4 separate regions of the Homo sapiens genome follow, and all the other regions are linked to region 3. The links are chromatin loops, found by intact Hi-C in ENCODE. Cell type or tissue: GM12878. All regions are shown on one strand.

Region 1 (5,000 bases), 130 kb before region 3:
TTAAATACATACACATTTTGTGTGTTTGTGTGCAGGTTTATAAAGTCAAAGGTGATAGTAACCCATTTAAGTTCCTACTCAATTTTACTTTCCAGGGATAACTAACTACTTTTTCTTTTTGAGATGGAGTCTCGCTGTGTCGCCCAGGCTGGAGTGCAGTGGCGCGATCTCGGCTCACTGCAAGCTCCGCCTCCCTGGTTCACGCTATTCTCCTGCCTCAGCCTCCCCAACAACTGGGACTACAGGCGCACGTCGCCATACCTGGCTAATTTTTTGTATTTTTAGTAGAGACAGGGTTTCACTGTGTTAGCCAGGATGGTCTCGATCTCCTGACCTTGTGATCCGCCTGCCTCTGCCTCCCAAAGTGCTGGGATTACAGGCATGAGCAACCGCGCCCAGCTGGGATAACTACTTTTTACAGGTTGATATTCTTTTGGACTTTTCCCCTGTGTAAAAATATACTATATTTGTTATGTACATATTATGTACATACAGACACAAATTGGACCATTCTCAGTATAATGATTCTCAGGTTTTTTTTTTTTTTTTGAGGTGGGGAACTAGATAATTATGGACATCTTTCCATACTAGCATATCTAGATCTACCTCATTCTTTTTAATATTTTTGCTAGTATTCCATTGTATGAATGTCCTATGATTTACTTAACCTGTCCATCAATATTTGTTTCCAGGTTTTTGCTATTATAATGCTGCTGCAAAGTACATCCTCACACATCTTTATTTTGTCTATTCATATTTCTGTAAGATAGGTTACTAAAGTTGGAACTGCCAAATTAACACTATCATACTATTTTGTTTTTTAATTTTAATTTTTTAAAAAATGTAAAATGTGCAATTTCAAGAGGAGAAACTTGAACACAAGGAGCAAAATCTATTTTTATAACATCCTATTAAAAGCTTGCTTTACATAAAGATTTTGAAAGAATAGCATAAATACAAGATTTCTATTTTAATTGGATTCTTAGGGCTAATAAAATAATCAGCCTTAGCACTTATTTATTTATTTTTTTTGAGACGGAGTCTCGCTCTGTTGTCCATGCTGGAGTGCAGTGGCGTGATCTCGGCTCACTGCAAGCTCCACCTCCCGGGTTCACACCATTCTCCTGCCTCAGTCTCCCGAGTAGCTGGGACTCCAGGCGCCCGCTACAAAGCCCGTCTAATTTTTTTTGTATTTTTAGTAGAGACAGGGTTTCACTGTGTTAGCCAGGATGGTCTTGATCTCCTGACCTTGTGATCTGCCCGCCTCGGCCTCCCAAAGTGCTGGGATTATAGGCTTGAGCCACTGCGCCCGGCCAGCACTTATTTTTATAATTCTTCATGATTACTGTGTTACTGTCCCATGATATTTCTCAATTTTTAAATTTTTCAAAAAAATTAATCCTTAATGTGCATATTTTTGAATTGTTAATATAACTTTTTGAGGTGATGTCTTCATGTGTTTCAACTACTTAAAAACTTTTAAACAGTATATAATAAAAAATCTTCCAGGCCACTCACACCTGTAATCCCAGCACTTTGGGAGGCTGAGGTGGGCAGATCACCTGAGGGCAGGAGTTCGAGACCAGCCTGGCCAATATATATATATTCATATATTCATATATATATATATATTCATATATTCATATATATATATTCATATATTCATATATATATATATATATATATATAGCAAAACCTCATCTCTAATAAAATACAAAAATTAGCTGAGCGTGGTGATGCATGCCTGTAGTCCCAGCTACTCGGGAGGCTGAGGCAGGAGAATCTCTTGAACCTGGGAGGTGGAGGTTGCAGTGAGCTGAGATGGTGCCACTGCCCTCCAGCCTGAGTGACAGAGCGAGACTCGGTCTCCAAAAAAAAACAACAAAAAAATCTTCCATCCTTGTCTCCCATCCACCCCTTCCCCCCAGCATGTACTTGCAGACTTTATGCATATACAGTGAGTACTGTATATACACAAATAATAAAAAAATCATATATATAATATATGTAATTCCCCTTTACATGAAAGGTAGCACACTGGTCTGTACAGTCTGTCTGCACTGTGCTATTTCACTTTATATTTTTATAGTTTGACAGAGTTCTAACATTTCTTTTTTTTTTTTTTTAACAGAGTCTTGTTCCTGATTGTTAAATTTTAAAGCATCCCAAAGTTTGGTTTCACACTTGAATGAATACCATGTAAGGATTCACTTACATAGATGTGGTTGCCTGAATCTTAAGAATAAAATAACATTGTTTGTATTTATTTAAATTAGTGTTCCTTTTATGGTTTGCCTGAAAGCACAACAAAATCCTCACCAAGATATTACAATTATGACTCCCATACAGGTATACTGTTTAGAGATTGGCAAGCACCTTTTAATTAAAGGAGTCAGCCAGCTTAGTGTGCAGTATTTATTTCTGCCGGAAGAGGGAGCTTCAGGGACAGACTTTGGTTTAGTCATGAAGCCTGCAGCACTCCCAAGCGGTTGTGGTTGACCAAGCAATTTATGCTTTTACCTTTCTACTTCCAGAGGCTTGTTTACTTATCAGTAAGCATTAATTTAGTGTCCCCTCAGATGCCTTTTACTTTCTTCTTTTCTGCCTAGAATAAGCTGCTCTTCCAATTTTGCAGCTACATGTTTCCACCCCAGTTGGAATTTCTCCATAACATCCATTGTAGCTATCCTTCAATCTACAGCCTCTATTTCCTGTTATAGCTGGTCAGGTCTAATCCCTCAAAATACTCTGTCCCCTGCTTCCCTTATCTGCTGGCCACCTTTTTCCCCCACATACACACTGCCATGTCCCACCCTTCACTCAAGTTGTTCCCTGCCACCTCAACAAATTTAAGTCCATAAAATAGAGTAAGTGTTCCTGACTGTTAAATTTTAAAGCATCCCAAAGTCTGATTTCACACTCGAATGAATACTATGTACGGATTCATTTACATAGATGCGGTTGCATGAGTCTTAACAAAAAAATAACATTATTTGTATTTATTCAAAGTACTGTCAAGATATAATGTCAAGATCTAATTCAAAGGTTCCACAAAGCCTTCCTTGACTGCCCCCAACGAAGATTATCCATTTTCCCTGAAATCCCATTGACTTTTCTATTTTGTAAGGAGGCTCGTGAGACTCTGTCTAAAAACAAAACAAAACAAAAAGAAACAATCAAACGGCTTGCTTCTGTTCTTTGATCTGCTAGTAAGCAAAAATTACACATGGTGACAGGAGCTATGTGAGGCTGTCAGGTTGAATGGGAGGAGTTTGGGATCCTGCTTGTGGATGGTTGGAAGAGGCTTTCGGGAAAGACAGTATTTATGTGAGACCTGGAAGATGGGCCTTAGCTTTGCAGAAGGTGGAGAGGCAGGAAATAGCACGGGGGCCCTGGGGCTGGAAGACTTGGGCATATTTGAGGAACAGAAAGGAGACCAGCATAACTGAGGTGGGAAAAGCATGTGAAGAGATGGGGCTGGAGGAGGCCGGGAGTGGTGGCTCACGCCTGTAATCCCAGCACTTTGGGAGGCCAAGGCAGGCGGATCATGAGCTCAGGAGATTGAGACCATCCTGGCTAACACGGTGAAACCCCGTCTCTACTAAAAATACAAAAAAAAAAAAAAAAAAAATTAGCTGGGCGTGGTGGCGGGCGCCTGTAGTCCCAGCTACCTGGGAGGCTGAGGCAGGAGAATGGCGTGAACCTGGAAGGCGGAGCTTGCAGTGAGCCGAGATTGCACCACTGCACTCCAGCCTGGGAGACAGAGAGAGACTCCGTCTCAAAAAAACAAACAAACGAAACAAAACAAAACAAAAATTAGCCAGGCGTGGTGGTATGCACCTGTAATCCCAGCTACTCGGGAGGTTGAGGCAGGAGAAACGCTTGAACTCAGGAGGCGGAGGTTGCAGTGAGCCGAGACTGCGCCACTGCACTCCAGCCTGGGTGACAGAGGGAGACTCCATCTCAAAAAAAAAAATTTTTTTTTTTTTACAAACGGTGTCTCCCTCTGTCGCCCAGGCTGGAGTGCAGTGGTGTGATCACAGCTCACTGCAGCCTCAACCTCCCCAGCTGAAGCCATCCTCTTGCCTCAGCCTCCTAAGTAGCTGGGACTACAGGCGCGCACCTCCAGGCTTGGCTCTTATTCTTTTTATTGTTTTTGAAACTATAGAACCTATTTTTAAAAAATGTTTTGGTTGTTTTTATTGCTGCTTTTCCTTTTGGGGTTAGAACACAAGTTTTGATGGGAAACAGGTTAGAACACATTCATCTCTTCCCATAGCGATGGTCATAGAAAAACGGGGCATATTTATAAACTCTCAGTTGATCTTAAAATGTGCAAAAGCTGCCGAACTCCCGGGAGTGAAGGGCGAAGCTCGTTAGCATCAACTGTGGCTGGGGAGTGACCGTAGGCAAGAGGGAGGGGCAAGTGTGACTCAGCGCTGTGTGGGCCAGTGTTTAGAGGCCAGCGTGTCCCTGCAAGCACGTGGGACAGTGGTCTGTTCTGCACTGTGCGTGACTCCTCGAGGAAGTCCACTTACCAGTTTCTCCTCACTGGTATTTTTGGGAGTTTCTGAAGAATGCTTGCACTCTTCACAAATCTGTGCTTGTTGTCATTTGTCACTCAGCCAGCTGGCTGCCTTGGGAGATTCTGCCCATGACCTCTGACATCTTAGACTTGGCTTCTCTGGGTTGCCTCAGGGATCTGGCTCTTTCCTTAGGACAGCTAGACATGGGGGTAGTGAAAGGAAATTGCAACGCGGAGAAATCACAATTGTGTGCCGCAGATATTAATGCTCCAGGGTCCTGCTCCTTCCCTGGGGGATCTGATAGGTCATTCCTGTCTTTGGCCCAGAGCTGACATCCTTCCTTAGCTATATCCCCCAAACCTGGAGCCAAACCTCACCCCCTTCTGTGGGGCCCAGTGTAAGGAGAAAAAAAAAATTTACCTCCCACCCAGATGACATCATCATAACCTCCAGATGATGTTATTACCATTCTGC
Region 2 (5,000 bases), 53 kb before region 3:
GGGACTTATCAACAACTACATAGAAATTTCAGATATTGATAATGTCAGGGAGATAAAACAGGGTGATGAATATAATGTGATGGGGGAAGGGCTGCTTTAGGAAGAATGGTATTTTCATCCATTTTGTTCACTATTGAAGTGCCCAGGCCTAGAGCAGAGCCTGCCATACAGTGGGGCTCAATAGAGATGGTTAAGGGATTGAAAATTGCTCAGGGAAGGTCTCACGGAGAAAGTGACTTTAGACTTGAGAAGTGAGGGGCTCACTTTTGTGGGCATCAGGGGAAAGATTGCCCCTGGAGGAGCAAAGAGTCAGTGCAAAGGCCCTGTGGCAGAAACTTGCCTGGTGGCTCAGGAGCACAGCAAGGCCAGTGTGGCTGGAGCAGAGTGAGCGAGGCAGATAGGAATGGGGGAGGAGACTGGAGTGACTATAGGGAGCTGGGTTGTGCAAGACCTCATAGGTCACTGTCAGGAATTTAGATTCTATTCTGAGATAAATAGGGAGGCATGGGGGAGGTTTGAGCAGAATGACATGCTCTGACTTTAATCTTAAAAGGATAACTTGGATTCTGTGGGGAGAACGGGGCGGGGGGCAAGAGCAGAGGCAGGAAAACAGCGGGGAAACTACGGCACCCATCCATACAAGCCAGGATGGGGGCCAGGATGGTGTTGGAGAGAAGTGGATGGATTTGAGGCATGCTTTAAAGCGAGAGCAGCCCAGCCTTGCTGATGGAGGGTGCTAGGTGGGAGGAAAATGGAGGACTCAGGAATGACTCAACCTCTTCGCTTAAGCAACTTACAAGCGTGGGTTTCTTGTAAAAACCTTTTATTTTAGTCTTCTTACCTTAGTCCTTTAAAAATCAAAAGAAGTTGGAACATGAGCCAAGGGTGTGGTGTTCCCAAGTCCCAGATTGGATTAGCCTGTGTCGTAGTTGTTCCTGCATCTTAAGGCCCCATGGAGCTGGGGATGCCTGGAGCCCTGGGATTGAGAGTGTAGTCAGCCACTGACTGCTGGTCCAGAGTGGGCAGGGCCTGGCCTTGTCCCAGAACTAGGCTTCGTCTGGGCAAATTGGCTTCTTGGCTCATTTGGTCAGAGGTGTGTTTCTTGGAAGCCTGTTTTCTCTTCTCATAGGAGGAGGAATTAGACCTTGCAATTCAGTGGCCAGGTCAAGTTAATGATTCATTTGTGAAGCTCCCGTGCAAGGAGCCCAGCGGGGATGGCCTAGGAGAGAAGCGTGAGGGCACAGGCCTAGACGTGGATACGGAGCCTGGGGCTCTGTCTCTCCCTGCTCCTGTGACCTTGGTCAGGCATTTGGCTTTGGAGCCTCAGTGTCTGCTTCGATGAGATGAGCCATTGAGAATTTAAGAGGTGAAGTAGGTGGAAGTGTTTCGCTACCTGAACAGGGCCGGGCAGATCGTCCAGACGATTCTGCTCCCCTGGTGTCTGAGGGCAGGGGCGTCTCAGGGCAGGGGCCCCATCGTGTTCATCCCTGTGTCTTTAAATTCCTAGCATAGCATCTAGCATGGGGCGGATGATTGTACAGGGCATGAACTGCAATCCCAATGAGGTCAGAGCAGCCTCACTGTAGGCCGAGGTCGTTCCAGTGGGCTTCATGGAGGAGGTGGCACCTGGGCGAGCGGGGTGTTAGGTTTGGAGGTCAGGGGCCTCTCCAGGTGCAGGGGAGAGTGCTGTGGGTGGTAGGAAGAGAATGCTAAAAATTAATGTCTATGAAATCTTCATCTCATCCATCACACATTTACCGAGTTGTTGCCCCGGCCTAAACAGGCGGTACTCTCTGTGTATTTAAAAAAAAAAAAATCCCTTCTTAAGTATGAGCTGTTTAAAACACACAAAGGAGGACTAGCGTTACCACCCGCTAGACATTTCCACGTTGATTATATGGTTTCAGGTCTCACTTTTGCTCATTCACCCAGAAAATATTTACAGAGCTCCTGCAAGGTGCCAAGAGCTGTCCCAGGCCCTGAGGACAGACACATCGCCAAACAAAGCAGCTGAGGATCTTGCCCTTGTGGGTTTATGGCCAGGCAGGTGATACAGATGGACAGCAATAAACCTGATAAGCTAATTATACCGTGTGCTCGAAGGCCACAAGCAGCATGGAAACAACACGGCAGGTCGGGAGGTCAGGAGTTTTAGGGGCAGGTTGGATGAGCCTTCTGAGAAGGGGGCATGTAAGCAGAGATTCGAAGGGGTGAGGGATTTGACCACGTGTTTAGGAGGAAGCAGTGGGTGCAAAGGCCCTGGGGCAGGAGCGTGGCCTCTTGGACAGGATAGCAAGGAGGCTGTGGGGCTGGGCTGAGTAACAGACAGTGGTTGTGGAATGAGACCACCGCTTCTGCTGTTGTCCTTCCCAGCTTCTCCCCAGCCTCCCCTTTTCCCTAGTTTATAAGACAGGAGAAAAGGGAGAAAGCAAAAAGATGGAAAGAAACAGAAGTAAGATAAATAGCTAGACGACCTTGGCGCCACCACCTGGCCCTGGTGGTTAAAATAATAATAATAATAATAATATTAACCCCTGACCAAAACTACTGGTGTTATCTGTAAATTCCAGACGTTGTATGAGAAAGCACTGTAAAACTTTTTGTTCTGTTAGCTGATGTATGTAGCCCCCAGTCACGTTCCTCACACTTACTCGATCTATTATGACCCTTTCACATGGACCCCTTAGAGTTGTAAGCCCTTAAAAGGGCTAGGAATTTCTTTTTCGGGGAGCTCGGCTCTTAAGACGCGAGTCTGCCGATGCTCCCGGCCGAATAAAAACCTCTTCCTTCTTTAATCCGGTGTCTGAGGAGTTTTGTCTGTGACTTGTCCTGCTACAGTTGGATGTGGGGCCAGAGAGAACACAGGGGCCAGACCAGGCAGAGGGGCTTGTAGGCCAATGTTCGGACGGTGGCTCGTATGTTATTTTCAAGAAATAACATGTTCACAATGACAGTTAAAGCTTTCCCCACATCCCCAGCCCCCAGCCCTCTCCTGAGATTGTTTGCAGGTATCATTTCCCTGAATGTTTTTCTACATTTCCACATGGGTTTGTCTTCAGAAAGAATATAGAGTATTATTTCATGTGTTTGGAAAATTCACATCAAGAGGCCCATGTCAATTGTTTCTTTCTTTAGCCTTTTCTTCACTCAAGATTTTTTTTTCTTTAAAAATAAAAATTGAGGCCAGGTGCAGTGGCTGACACCTATAATCCCAGCACTTTGGGAGGCTGAAGCGAGTGGATCTCTTGAGCTCAGGAGTTCAAGACCAGCCTGGGCAACATAGTGAGACCTTGTCTCTACTAAAAGCAAAAAAATAAAAAAATAAAAAAATAGCCGGGCGTGGTGGTATGTGCCTTGTAGTCCCAGCTACTCAGGAGGCTGAGGTGAGAGGATTGCTTGATCTGGGGAGATCGGGAAGTCAAGGCTTTCCAGCCTGGGCAACTGAGCGAGACTCTGTTTCAAAATAAATAAATAATAAAAATTATGTATATTTAAGGCATCCAAATGCTGTTTTGCTATATACACACACATAGTGAAATGATTACTACAGTTAAGCAGATTAACATATGTATCTCCTCATATAGTCACCTCTTTTTTTTTTTTTTTTTTTGAGACAGGGTCTCGCTCTGTCACCCAGGCTAGAGTGCAGTGGGGTGATCACGGTTCACTGCAGCCTTGAACTCTCAGGCTCAAGTGATCCTCCCACTTAAGCCTCCTGAGTAGCTGGGACCATAGGTGCGCGCCACTGTGCCTGGCTAATTTTTGTATTTTTTATAGAGATGGGCTCCCTATGTTGCCCAGGTTGTTCTCAAACTCCTGACCTCAAGCGATCCTCCCACCTCGGCCTCCCAAAGTGCTGGGATTACAGGCATGAGTCCCGGCCACCTCTTTGTTTTTAGTGGTGAGAGCACCTGAAATCTGCTTCCAGTATACAGTACAGTATTAATCACAGTCCTCGTGTTGTGCATGCAACCTCCAGACCACCCATCCCACATGACTGCAGCTTTGCGCCCTGTGACCTGCATCTCCCCACCTCCCCAGCCTCCGCCCCGTAAGCACCATTCAACTCTCTGTGTATTCAATGTCTTCAGATTCCTCACCTCTAAAAGACAAATCTGGAAGTATTTGTCCTGCAGTATTTGTCCTTCTGTCAAGATTCTGCCTTTGAGATATCTGCAAGTCGATGGCGTTTACTCACTGTGCAGCCACCGTGTGCAGAAGCCCAGCTTATCTTTGACTGAGAACCTGGCTGGGCTCTCTGTTGTTTTTCAAGGCAGGGTCTCGCTCTGTCACCCAGGTTGGAGTGCAATGGTGTGATCTCGGCTCACTGCAACCTCCGCCTCCTGGGCTCAAGCGATTCTCCCACCTCAGCCTCCCGAGTAGCTGGGACTACAGGTGCATGTCACCGTGCTTGGGTAATTTTTGTAGTTTTAGTAGAGACGGGGTTGCACCATGTTGGCCCGGCTGGTCTGGAACTCCTGACCTCAAGTGATCCACCCGCCTCGGCCTCCCAAAGTGTTGGGATCACAGGCGTGAGCCCCCGTGCCTGGCCCTCTGTTCTTTTTTTGAGGTCTGACAATTCTTCTGGCGCTTTCTTGCACACTTAGGAGAATCTTTCTAGGGCAGAGTTTTCAAACTGTCAGATGTGATCAGATTGTGGGTTGTGAAATAAGTGGGGTGGGTGGGGATCAGCTTTTTTTTTTTTTTTTTTTTTTTGAGATGGAGTCTCGCTCTGTTGCCCAGGCTGGAGTGCAGTGGCGCAATTTTGGCTCGCTGCAACCTCCGCCTCCTGGATTCAAGCGATTCTCCTGCCTCAGCCACCCGAGTAGCTGGGACTACAGGCATCTGCCACCACGCCTGGCTAATTTTTTTGTATTGTTAGTAGAGACAGGGTTTCACTGTGTTGGCCAGGATGATCTCGATCTCCTGACCTCATGATTTGCCCGCCCCAGCCTCCCAAAGTGCTGGGATTACAGGCGTGAGCCACTGCACCTGGCCTG
Region 3 (5,000 bases):
TGATATTTATATTTGATGCTTTTAAGCCTTTTATTAATCACTCCTATACTTGCCTGCAACATAAATATATAAGTTGAAGCAAACTTTTTTTTTTTATTTCTTGTGACCATCAAGGGTAAATTTTTTTAGGTCTGGGGCTGCCATAACAAAATACCATCAAGGCCGGGCGTGGTGGCACACGCCTGTAATCCCAGCCCTGTGGGAGGCCAAGACCGGAGGATTGCTTGATGCCAGGAGTTCAAGACTAGTCTGGGTAATATGGTGAGACCCTCATCAATACAAAAAAAATACAAAAATTAGCCAGGCGTGGTGGTGGGCGCCTGTGGTCCCAACTACTCAGGAGGCTGAGGTAGGATTGCTGGAAGCCAAGAGGTTGAGGCTGCAGTGAGCTGTGATCATGCCACTGCACTCCAGCCTGCGAGACAGAGTGAGACACTGTCTCAAAAAGAAAAAATACCATCAATAGGTGGCTTAAACCATTTATTTCTCACAGCTCTGGAGGCTGGAAGTCTGAGACCAGGGTTCCAGCAGGGTTGGGTTCTGGTGAGGCGTCTCTTCCTGGCTTCAGACGGCCGCCTTCTCTGTGTCCTCACATGGCCTTTCCTCGGTGTGAAAGGGGGAAGAGAGAGGGAGAGCGAGAGCTCTGTGGTGTCTCTTATAAGGACACTGATGCTATCAGATCAGGGCCTCATTTAATTATTTTCTTAGAGGCCCCATCTCCAGACACAGCCACACTGGAGGTTAGGGCTTCAACAGGAATTTTGGGTCAACACAAACATTTAGCCTATACCATCTGGATTGCCTTTCAAGTCTCAGGACACAATTGGTCAAAACTATATTACTATGTTTTATGTGACATATCAAAGTAGCAAAATTTTATTGGAATGCATGTCCTTTTGGTATGCATTTTATATATCTTTTTCATTTACAGATTAGAGTTGTGTGTGAGTGTGTGTACAATTCCATGAATTTTGACATGTTTATAGAGTTGAGTCATTACCCCTACAATCAAGACAAAACAATTTCATCATCCCCCAAGATTTCCTCATGTCTTCCCTTTGTTTTTGTTTGTTTTACAGTGGGCTCCCATAATTTTTTTTTTTTTTTTTTTGAGACAGAGTCTCGCTCTGTTGCCCAGGCTAGAGTGCAGTGGTTCAATCTTGACTCACTGCAGCCTTCACCTCCCAGGCTCAGGAGAGCCTCCTGACTTAGCCTTCCGAGTAGCTGGGACCACAGATGTGTGCCACCACACCTGGCTAATTTTTTTTTTGTAGAGATGGGGGTCTGGCTCTGTTGCCCAGGCTGGTCTCAAACTTTTGGCTTCAAGCATTAGTCCCACCTCAACCTACCAAAGTGCTGGGATTAGAGGCGTGAGCCACTGCACCCAGCCTGCGACCTGTGCTGCCTTCCTCCCACTTTGTAGGGAAGTCCCTCATCCCCATGCTTAGCCCTTGGCCACTAGCTATTTTTACCTTTTCCAGAATGTTCTAAATGGGATCTACAGCCTGTAACCCTCTGAGCCTGGCTTCCTTCACTCAGCACTGTCTCTAGATGCATGCCTGTTGTTGTGTGTAGCAATAGTTCCTTTCTTTTCACTGCTGAGCAGAACTCCATGGGGTGCACACACCAGTGCTTTTCAGCCGTTCACTTATTGAGGGACACGTAGAGTGGTTGCAGCCTTTGGCAATTGCATTAGTTGGTTTTCACGCCACTGATAAAGACATACCCAAGACTGGGTAACTTTTAAAGAAAAAAGGTTTCATGAACTCACAGTTCATATGGCTGGGGAGGCCTCACAATCATGGTGGAAGGCAAAGGAGAAGCAAAGTCATGTCTTACATGGGACCAGAGAAGAGAGAATGAGAGCCAAGTGAAAGGGGAAACCCCCGATCAAACCATCAGATCTTGTGAGACTTACTCACCACCAGGAGAACAGTATGGGGTTAACCGCCCGTATGATTCAATGATCTCCCACTGGCTCCCTCCCACAACATGGGAATTATGGGAACTACAATTCGAGATGAGATTTGGGCAGGGACGCAGCCAAACCACATCAGCAACTATGAACAAAGCTGCTGTGAACGTTCATGTACAGATTTGTGTGTGAAGGCGTACGTTCATTTCCCTGGGGTGTATACCTCGGAGTGGAGCTGCTGAGTCAAACTGGAGCTCTGCGTTTCACTTTTGGGGGACTGCCAGTTTCACAGTCGCTGTACCAGGCTGCATTCCCATCAGCTCTGCGTCCTCACCAGCATCTTGGTGTTTTCAGTTTTAAAAAACTTCAGCCCTTCGTAGTGGTTTCTCATTGTGGCTTTTATTTGCTTAGAAATACTTCTTGTCCTGAGATGAGTGGGACTTCCTCTCCACCCCCAATTAATTCATGTATCCGTGAATGACTGTCACGTATTGCTAGAATGAAACCAATTTTTACCATCAATTCTTTGTCCCTGCAAGTGCAGAGAAGCCTTGTTTTCATAAGGAAGTCACTGGGAGTGGAATTCTTATACTCCTTCTGGGTAGTATGCGAATGTCACACGGCGATCTGTCATTGGAAGCGATTCTCACTGATCTCCCAGCAGACAGGTCCGTTTGACCTTTCTTCAAATTTGTAGAAAGCAGCAAAGTGGAAACCACCGGCTTGCAAAAGCATTTCTTACCCAATCTTTAGATGGGTTCTCGAAACCTGTGTCCGGGAAGTTCCCTCTGATTGGGGCTGGAGGTCAGGGAGGCTTTGCCCGTTGGCTGTAGAGTGGAGGGGTGGGGGGTCTTGTGACCTGCCCGGGGAAATGGCAGGCGAGTGACAAGCTCAGGAGAGAGTCCAGGCCCCGAGGATGGTTCCCTTCAAACTCCCCATGTCTGATCCTCTGGGAAGCTGAGGCCAGCTTTGGTTATTTGATAGCCACGGTGAGGATTTTGACTTAATCTGTGTATGCAACACATCACAGACAGTTTTAACTCTTGCATTCAAGTCTACCTGCTCATAAAACAGAAAAAAAGACAGGCCCCAGAAGGCATTCGGTTTTTTTTTTTTTTTTTTTTTTTTTTTGGAGACAGGGTCTCACTTTGTCACCTAGGCTGGCACAATCACTGCTCACTGCAGCCTCAACCTCCCAGGCTCAGGCGATCCTCTCACCTCAGCCAGCCTCCCAAGTAGGTGGGATTATAGGCCTGTGCCACTACACCCGGCTAATTTTTTGTATATTTTTGTAAAGATGGGGTTTCGCCGTGTCGCCCAGGCTGATCTCCAACTCCCAGGCTCAAGCGATCCGCCCGCCTCGGCCTCCCAAAGTGCTGGGATAACAGGCATGAGCCACTGCCCTGGCCCTTAAGTCATTCTTGTGTTTGTGTGTGTGTGGGGTGTGTGTGTGTGTGTGTGTGTGTGTGTGTGTGTGTGTGTTCCCGAGGGACTTAGCCTCCCGTGTGTCTCATTGGGTGAACATCTTGCTTCTGAGTGAGGTTTGATTTTTTTGTAGGGTGTGCGTTTGGACACATCCTTGGTCTTAAGCCCAGCCAACGACCTTAGCCAGGGCTCAGGGAGGGAAGCACCGCCTGCCCCACAGCTGGAGGGCTGGGGTTCGGGACACCCGGTCGAGCTTCAGTGTCTCTGATTCTGAGCATCTTTGACTCTGCGAGACTTTCTTCTCATGCCTTCACTTCAGGCGCCAGCCCCTGCCAACGATGGGACTCCACTACTTACCATGTTGATTTAATTTGGCTTACTTTTTTTCTTAAAGAATTTTATTTTAAAAGGAAGGCAGTCATATCTGTGAAATTATGGGTCCTTTGGGCAAGTAATAGTTTTCCAGTCGCCATTAAAATAAATACCTAACTATTAAGGACGTTCCTCCCAGTACCTCGAAGCAGCCTGCTACCTGCAATCTCTGCACCATCCCATGATTGTGTCCCATGCACCCTTCTTCCTGCTCGGCCTGCATCGCCCCTGCGTGGCCTTTTCCCCCCTCTCTGCCTCTCTCAGTCTTCGCCATCATCAAAGGCGCAATTCCAGCCATGCCCTCTCCTCCAGGAAGCACCCCTCCCCCATCACTCCTGCTTGCTGTTCTTCCCTGTCTCAGGACTCCTGGGGCACTTTGTATCTCAGTTGATACTAGAATGTTCTAGAATACCAGAAGTCCTGACACCAGTTGCTGTAACCCCAAACTCCAAGGACCTGCAGCATAAACCCCGGTACATGCCCTTGTGCTGGAAACGAATATTTTTGGCCGGGGCGGTTACTCACATTCCTTAGTACTCCTTGGCTCACGCGGACACCCATTCTTTCAACACATACTTATCCAGTGCTCACTACGCGCTAGGCACAGGGGGTGCAATTGTGGACCAGACAGAGGCGGCCCTTCCTCTCAAACAACTTTACAGTTCTGCCACTTACTAGCTGTGGGACCCTGGACAAGTCACACAGCCTCTCTGGAGACCTACTGTTCTCTCCTTTAAAGCAGGTGACTCAGATCTGCTTTGCAGGGACGTCTCCTGCTTTGCAGCGATGTCACCCAGGAGAGATGGGTGAAGTGGATAGTGAATGGAGTGGGCCAGGGCGGTGGTCCTCGGCTGAAAACAATGCCTCTCGGGGTCAGCGTGGGGCTCAAGAGGTGGCGGCCCCGTGGGTGGGTCCAGGGCCAGGGACCCTGTGTCCGAGCCCCTGCCCTGGAGCCATCCTGTCTCACCTGAAGGCTCTGCCAGTCTGGTCCACTGGCCTCCCGGCTCCCACGCGTGTCCCGAGCCGTCCATTCTCCAGGTAGCGGCCCTGAAATGTTAATCTGTCACAAGGGTCATCTTTGCTTGAATTGTGGGTGACTTTTCCCCATCCTGGGGGTAAAGTCCCCCCGACTTGTCTCTCCATCCGCGATCCCCTGCAATCTGGCTGCAGCACGCGAGACTTCAGGACGATTCCGAGCTCGGCCACTGGGGGGCGAGCTGTGCACACAGGTGGTCCAGAGGCTGCTGCCTGGGAGGGGCTGCGGATCACCCGGTTCCTGGAGCGGAGT
Region 4 (5,000 bases), 120 kb before region 3:
GATAGTTTTCTTTCTTTCTTTTTTTTTTTTTTTGAGATGGAGTTTCACTCTTGTTACCCAGGCTGGAGTGCAATGGCGTGATCTTGGCTCACTGCAACCTCTGCCTCCCGGGTTCAAGTGATTCTCCTGCCTCAGCCTCCCGAGTAGCTGGGATTACAGGCATGTGCCAGCACACCCAGCTAATTTTGTATTTTTAGTAGAGATGGGGTTTCTCCATGTTGGTCAGGCTGGTCTCGAACTCCTAACCTCAGGTGATCCACCCGACTCAGCCTCCCAAAGTGCTAGGATTACAGGTATGAGCCACCGTGCCCGGTGATAGTTTTACCTTAAAAATTATTCTGTGTTCCCTCACACAATAAGGACCTCATTGATTATTTCACTTGACAAAGTCACTTTCCATGTAGAAAACACTTCTTGAAGCCCTTGGGATCTCAGCTGGGGACGCGGAGACTTTGCCCTCCAGGAGGGCATCTAATGTTTGTGATGATTGCCTCATCTGTCGTTTGCACTGAGCTTGTGTTGCTAATTATTAGCTATGGTGGATGCAGAGAGAAAGACGGAATTGGATATGGAATGGCAGAAGCTATGACAAACTGCAAGAGTGCCTGGCTGTCACTGTTTAAAAAATTATAATGTTTCTCAAAGGTAATTTTGTTATAAAGTAATTGTGCAGTTTGTTCATTTAACTGTGCAGTTTGTTTATTTGTTCATTTAACAAATAAGGGACTGTAGAGATGGCGTCTTGCTATGTTGCTTGGGCTGGTCTGGAACTCCTGGGCTCAAGTGATCCTGCTGCCTTGGCCTCCCAAAGTGCTGGGATTACAGGTGTGAGCTACTGCACCTGGCCAGCAGGGCTGTCCTTTTTCACTTGCCCCAACCTCAGTGGCTGATGGACTGATTTGCTCCTGGAATCTAAGATTCATGCAGCCACAGAGGGACAACCCTGGTGACTTAGCTGAAGCGTGTAACATTGAAAATAATTATAGCCGGGTGCAGTGGTTCACACCTGTAATCCCAGCACTTTGGGAGGCCGAGGTGGGTGGATCACGAGGTCAGGAGTTTGAGACCAGTCTGCCCAACATGGTGAAACCCCGTCTCTACTAAAAATACAAAAATTAGCTGGGCATGGTGGCATGCATGGTGGTGGGCAGGAGGATCACTTGAACCCGGGAGGCGGAGGTTGCAGTGAGCTGAGATCGCACCACTGTACTCCAGTCTGAGTGACAGAGCAAGACTCTGTCTCCAAAAAGAAAAAAAAAAAAAAGAAAAAAAAGAATTATGGTGTGCCCATGCTCACAGCCGAAATCAGAAAACAACCCTAAAAAACAACCCTAAAAGTCCACCAGTGTAGACCAGGCACAGTGGCTCACGCCTGTAATCCCAGCTCTTTGCTCTGTCACCCAGGCTGGAATTCAGTGGCACGATCTCAGCTCACTGCAACCTCCACCTCTCGGGTTCAAGCGATTCTCCTGCCTTAGCCTTCCGAGTAGCTGGGATTACAGGTGCCTGCCACCACAACTGGCTAATTTTTGTATTTTGAGTAGAGATGGGGTTTCACCACGTTGGTCAGGCTGGTCTTGAACTCCTGACCTCAAGCAATCCACCAGCCTCGGGCTCCCAAAGTGCTGTGATTACAAGCATGAGCCACTGTGCCCAGCCAAGAACAGTTTTTATATTTTATTTTCACATTGAAAATCAGTCACATTTGCTTCAGCCTCAAAGAGCGTGTTTATGTAAAATTAAATGAGTGCTGGCAGCAAACTGCACTTTTTTTTTTCTAAACAGGAAATGGGTTAATGGGTATGGAGTTGTAGTTTTGCAGGATGAAAATGGGGACCGAGTTTCAGTCTGGGAAGACGAAACTGTTCTGGAGATGAATGGTGGCAACGGCTGCACAGCAATGTGAATGCCCTTAGTGTCACACACACAAATGGATAAAATAGTTAAAAACTATGTGCATGGTGGTAAGACGTGGAAAAATGTTTAGAAAGCAGGCAGAAACAGGAAACAATTGTTGAGTCTTCCATTTGGGGGGCTTCTAAAATGTTCCCAGATGGTGGAGCACTGCCCCCTCCCAGCGTGGGGAGGTTTCTGTGCGTGCTCACGGGCACCACGCTGAGTTAGGGGCTGGCAAGGGCCCTGGTGAAATGTTACCGAACCTAAATTGAGAGTCCATGGCCAAAAGCCAGAGCATCTCTCAAGCGTATGCAGGCTGTCCTGGCACCCCGGTTCTCTCCAAGGCCACCACAAAAAACATAAGGCAGCCACAAGGGGGAGTGGGGAGGTGACTCGCTCCTAGCCGGGTGCTGGCATCACCTAAAGGAAGTGGGCACGGAGCGTGGTACCCGCAGGTGGCGCCACCGTTCCCCACACCGTCCCTGCACCCCTCCATCTCCGCACCCCTCCATCTCCTCCGTCCTTTAAAAATTGTGGTAAAATACTCATAACACAGAACTCGCCATTAAAAAAAAATTCACCATTTTAACCATTTTGAGTGTACAGTTCAGTGGCATTTAGGACATTCACAATGTTATGCAACCACCTCCTCCATCTAGTTCCAGAACATTCCTTCATTCCCAAAGGAAACCCCTGTACCCATTAGTAGTCACCTCCTATTTCTCCCTCTCCCCAGTCCCTGGTGAACACCAATCTGTTTTCTGTCTCTTTTTCTTTTTTTTTTCAGACAGGGTCTTGATCTGCCATCTGGGCTGGAGTGTAGTGGTGCAATCATAGCTCACTGCAGCCTCAAATTTCTGGCCTCAAACAATCCTCCTGCCTCAGCCTTCCAAAGCGCTGAGATAACAGGCGTGAGCCCCTCTGTGTTCTGTCTATGGATATGCTTACTCTGGAGATTTCCTATAAATAGAATCTTGCACTGTGTGGCCTTTTGTATCTGGCTTCTCTCACTTTTTTTTTTTTTGAGACAGAGTCTTGCTCTGTCTCCCAGGCTGGAGTGCAGTGGTGTGATCTCAGCTTACTGCAGCCTCCGCCTCCCGGGTTCAAGTGATTCTCCTGCCTCAGCCTCCCAAGTAGCTGGGACTACAGGCGCCTGCCACTATGCGTAGTTAATTTGTTTGTACTTTTAGTAGAGACGGGGTTTTGCCATGTTGGCCAGGATGGTCTTGAACTCCTGACCTCAGGTGATCTGCCCACCTCAGCCTCTCAAAGTGCTGGGATTACAGGCGTGAGCCATTGTGCCTGGCCCTGACTTCTCTCACTTAGCAGCAGGTTTTCGAGGTTCATCCATGATGTAGTATGTATCAGTGTTAAAAAAAAATTTTTTTTTTGAGATGGGGTCTCTCTATGTTGGCCAGGCTGGTCTCTAACTCTTGACCTCAAGTGATCCTCCTGCCTCAGACTCCCAAAGTGCTGAAATTAGAGGTATAAGCCACCATGGCCAGCCAATATTTCATTTCTTTTTATGGCTGAATCATATTCCGTGGTATGGACAGGCCACATTTTGTCATCCATTGATGGGTATTTGAGTTGTCTCCCAAATAGTTTTTTAAATGGTTAAAAGTGAATGAGTATTATGTGATGTGTATTTTTGCTTTTTGCTGTTATGAATACTGCTGCTATGAACATGCATAAACAGGTGTTTGTTTGAGTGCCTGTCTTCAGTTCTCTTGGATGTATGCCTAGGAGTGGAATTCCTGGGTCATATAGTGATGCTATGTATAACTTGATTCTTTTTCTTTTCGTTTTTTTGTTTCAATCAAGCAGACCCTGAACCAGAATAGGTTCAGAGAGACTCCCTGTATGTTTAACTTGTTGGTGAACTGCCAAACTGTTTTCTTCCCCTTCCTTTCGGATTATGATGAGCAAAACTTCTCAATATAGAGACTTTCAGCTCATCCTTGAATCTCTCTGCAAAGCAGCCAGGGATTGCCTTAAAACTGGTACACGACTCCTGCCCCATCCCTGCTTAAACCCCATCAACTGCTTCTTCCCAATGCATACACAAAAAATGCAACTTCCTCTGCGAAGGCTACAAGGCCCTACAGGACCAGGGCCTCCCGATCCTTGCCCCCCTGACCACTCAGGTCTGAGGTCAAAGTCAGTTCCTTGGAGAGACTCCAAGATTGTCCTATCTGTTGTTTGTCCCACACCGTCTCTGTCTCCTACATGAACCTGAGTTTGTTTTTCATCATCCTCATCCCAGCCAGAGCAGAAGGAAGGATGATACCTCGCTGCAGACCACAAGGTCCAGCTGCCCTGGGCCCGTCCCTGGTGCCACTCTCTGTCTCACGGTCTGTGCTCCAACTGCCGAACCAGCTCCTGCCACAGGCCCTTTGCACTTGCTGCCCACCCCTACCCAGAATGCTCTGCTCTCATGGGTGACTTTTTCTCAATCATTTGGTTTTGATTCAGATTTTATCCATCAAAGAGGCCCTCTGTGGTAGGCTGAACAATGGCTCCTCCAAAGATGTCTGCATCCTAATTTTCTGGGACCTGTGACTGTGTTACTTTGGAATTAAATTAAAAGTGCCGAGATGGGGAGATGATCTGGGGCTTATCTGGTGGGTTGATGTAACCACAAGGGTCCTTATGAGAGGGACACAGGAGTCAGTCTTGGGGAAGAAGGTGACGTGGACACAGGGGCAGCGGCTGGAGTGATGAGCTTTGCGGGTGGAGGAGGGGGCCGTGAGCCAAGGAGTGCAGGCGACCTCTAGAAGCTGAAAAAGGTGAGGAAACGGATTGTCCCCTAGAGCTTCCAGAAGGGATGCAGCCCTGCAGACTCCTTGACTTTAGCCAGGTGAAACCGTTTTGGACTTCTGACCTCCAGAAACGAAAGATAATGAGAAGATAATCAATTTGTGTTGTTTTAAGTCACTATGTTCATGATTTGTTACAGCAGCTAACAGAAAGCTCCTTGACCAACCCAGGCCCCATCCCAGGCAGAGTCTAAGCCGCTCTTTTCTTTTTTTTTTTGGGGGGGGGGACGGAGTCTCACTCTGTCGCCCAGGCTGGAGTGCAGTGGCGTCATCTCGGCTCACTGC

Evidence for each region. Peaks named below come from ENCODE experiments on the same cell type or tissue, not always from the same donor. Only the 100,000 strongest peaks of a DNase experiment are listed, where the experiment ranks them.
Region 1: a loop joins it to region 3, with 5 times the contacts of the local background. A loop is called at or near these places in 36 of 110 quality-filtered maps.
Region 2: a loop joins it to region 3, with 4 times the contacts of the local background. A loop is called at or near these places in 4 of 110 quality-filtered maps.
Region 4: a loop joins it to region 3, with 5 times the contacts of the local background. A loop is called at or near these places in 36 of 110 quality-filtered maps.

Annotation. Positions count from the first base shown.
Region 1 is chr12:124,904,393-124,909,392 of GRCh38, reverse strand. No RefSeq gene overlaps it. Among named protein-coding and RNA genes, the nearest start is that of UBC, 7.8 kb to the left of the region's middle. In GM12878, a CTCF peak has its summit at 2,453 (motif pointing right); DNase peaks (open chromatin) are centred at 2,442 and 4,462; H3K27ac peaks cover 1,079 bases.
Region 2 is chr12:124,824,941-124,829,940 of GRCh38, reverse strand. All of the region lies in intron 1 of SCARB1 (scavenger receptor class B member 1), which reads left to right. Among named protein-coding and RNA genes, the nearest start is that of SCARB1, 36 kb to the left of the region's middle. RefSeq lists enhancers at 1,645-1,824, 3,893-4,614, 4,615-5,000. In GM12878, no CTCF peak of the experiment used is centred here; a DNase peak (open chromatin) is centred at 1,900; H3K27ac peaks cover 1,092 bases.
Region 3 is chr12:124,771,939-124,776,938 of GRCh38, reverse strand. SCARB1 (scavenger receptor class B member 1) reads left to right here. Exons shown (of 13, transcript NM_005505.5): 13 at 1-83. Among named protein-coding and RNA genes, the nearest start is that of SCARB1, 89 kb to the left of the region's middle. RefSeq lists enhancers at 2,232-2,391, 2,452-2,501, 2,512-2,671, 4,793-4,862 and a silencer at 2,582-2,876. In GM12878, a CTCF peak has its summit at 4,917 (motif pointing right); DNase peaks (open chromatin) are centred at 2,148 and 4,968; H3K4me3 peaks cover 1,642 bases; H3K27ac peaks cover 4,613 bases.
Region 4 is chr12:124,895,940-124,900,939 of GRCh38, reverse strand. No RefSeq gene overlaps it. Among named protein-coding and RNA genes, the nearest start is that of UBC, 16 kb to the left of the region's middle. In GM12878, a CTCF peak has its summit at 2,302 (motif pointing right); a DNase peak (open chromatin) is centred at 2,305; H3K27ac peaks cover 583 bases.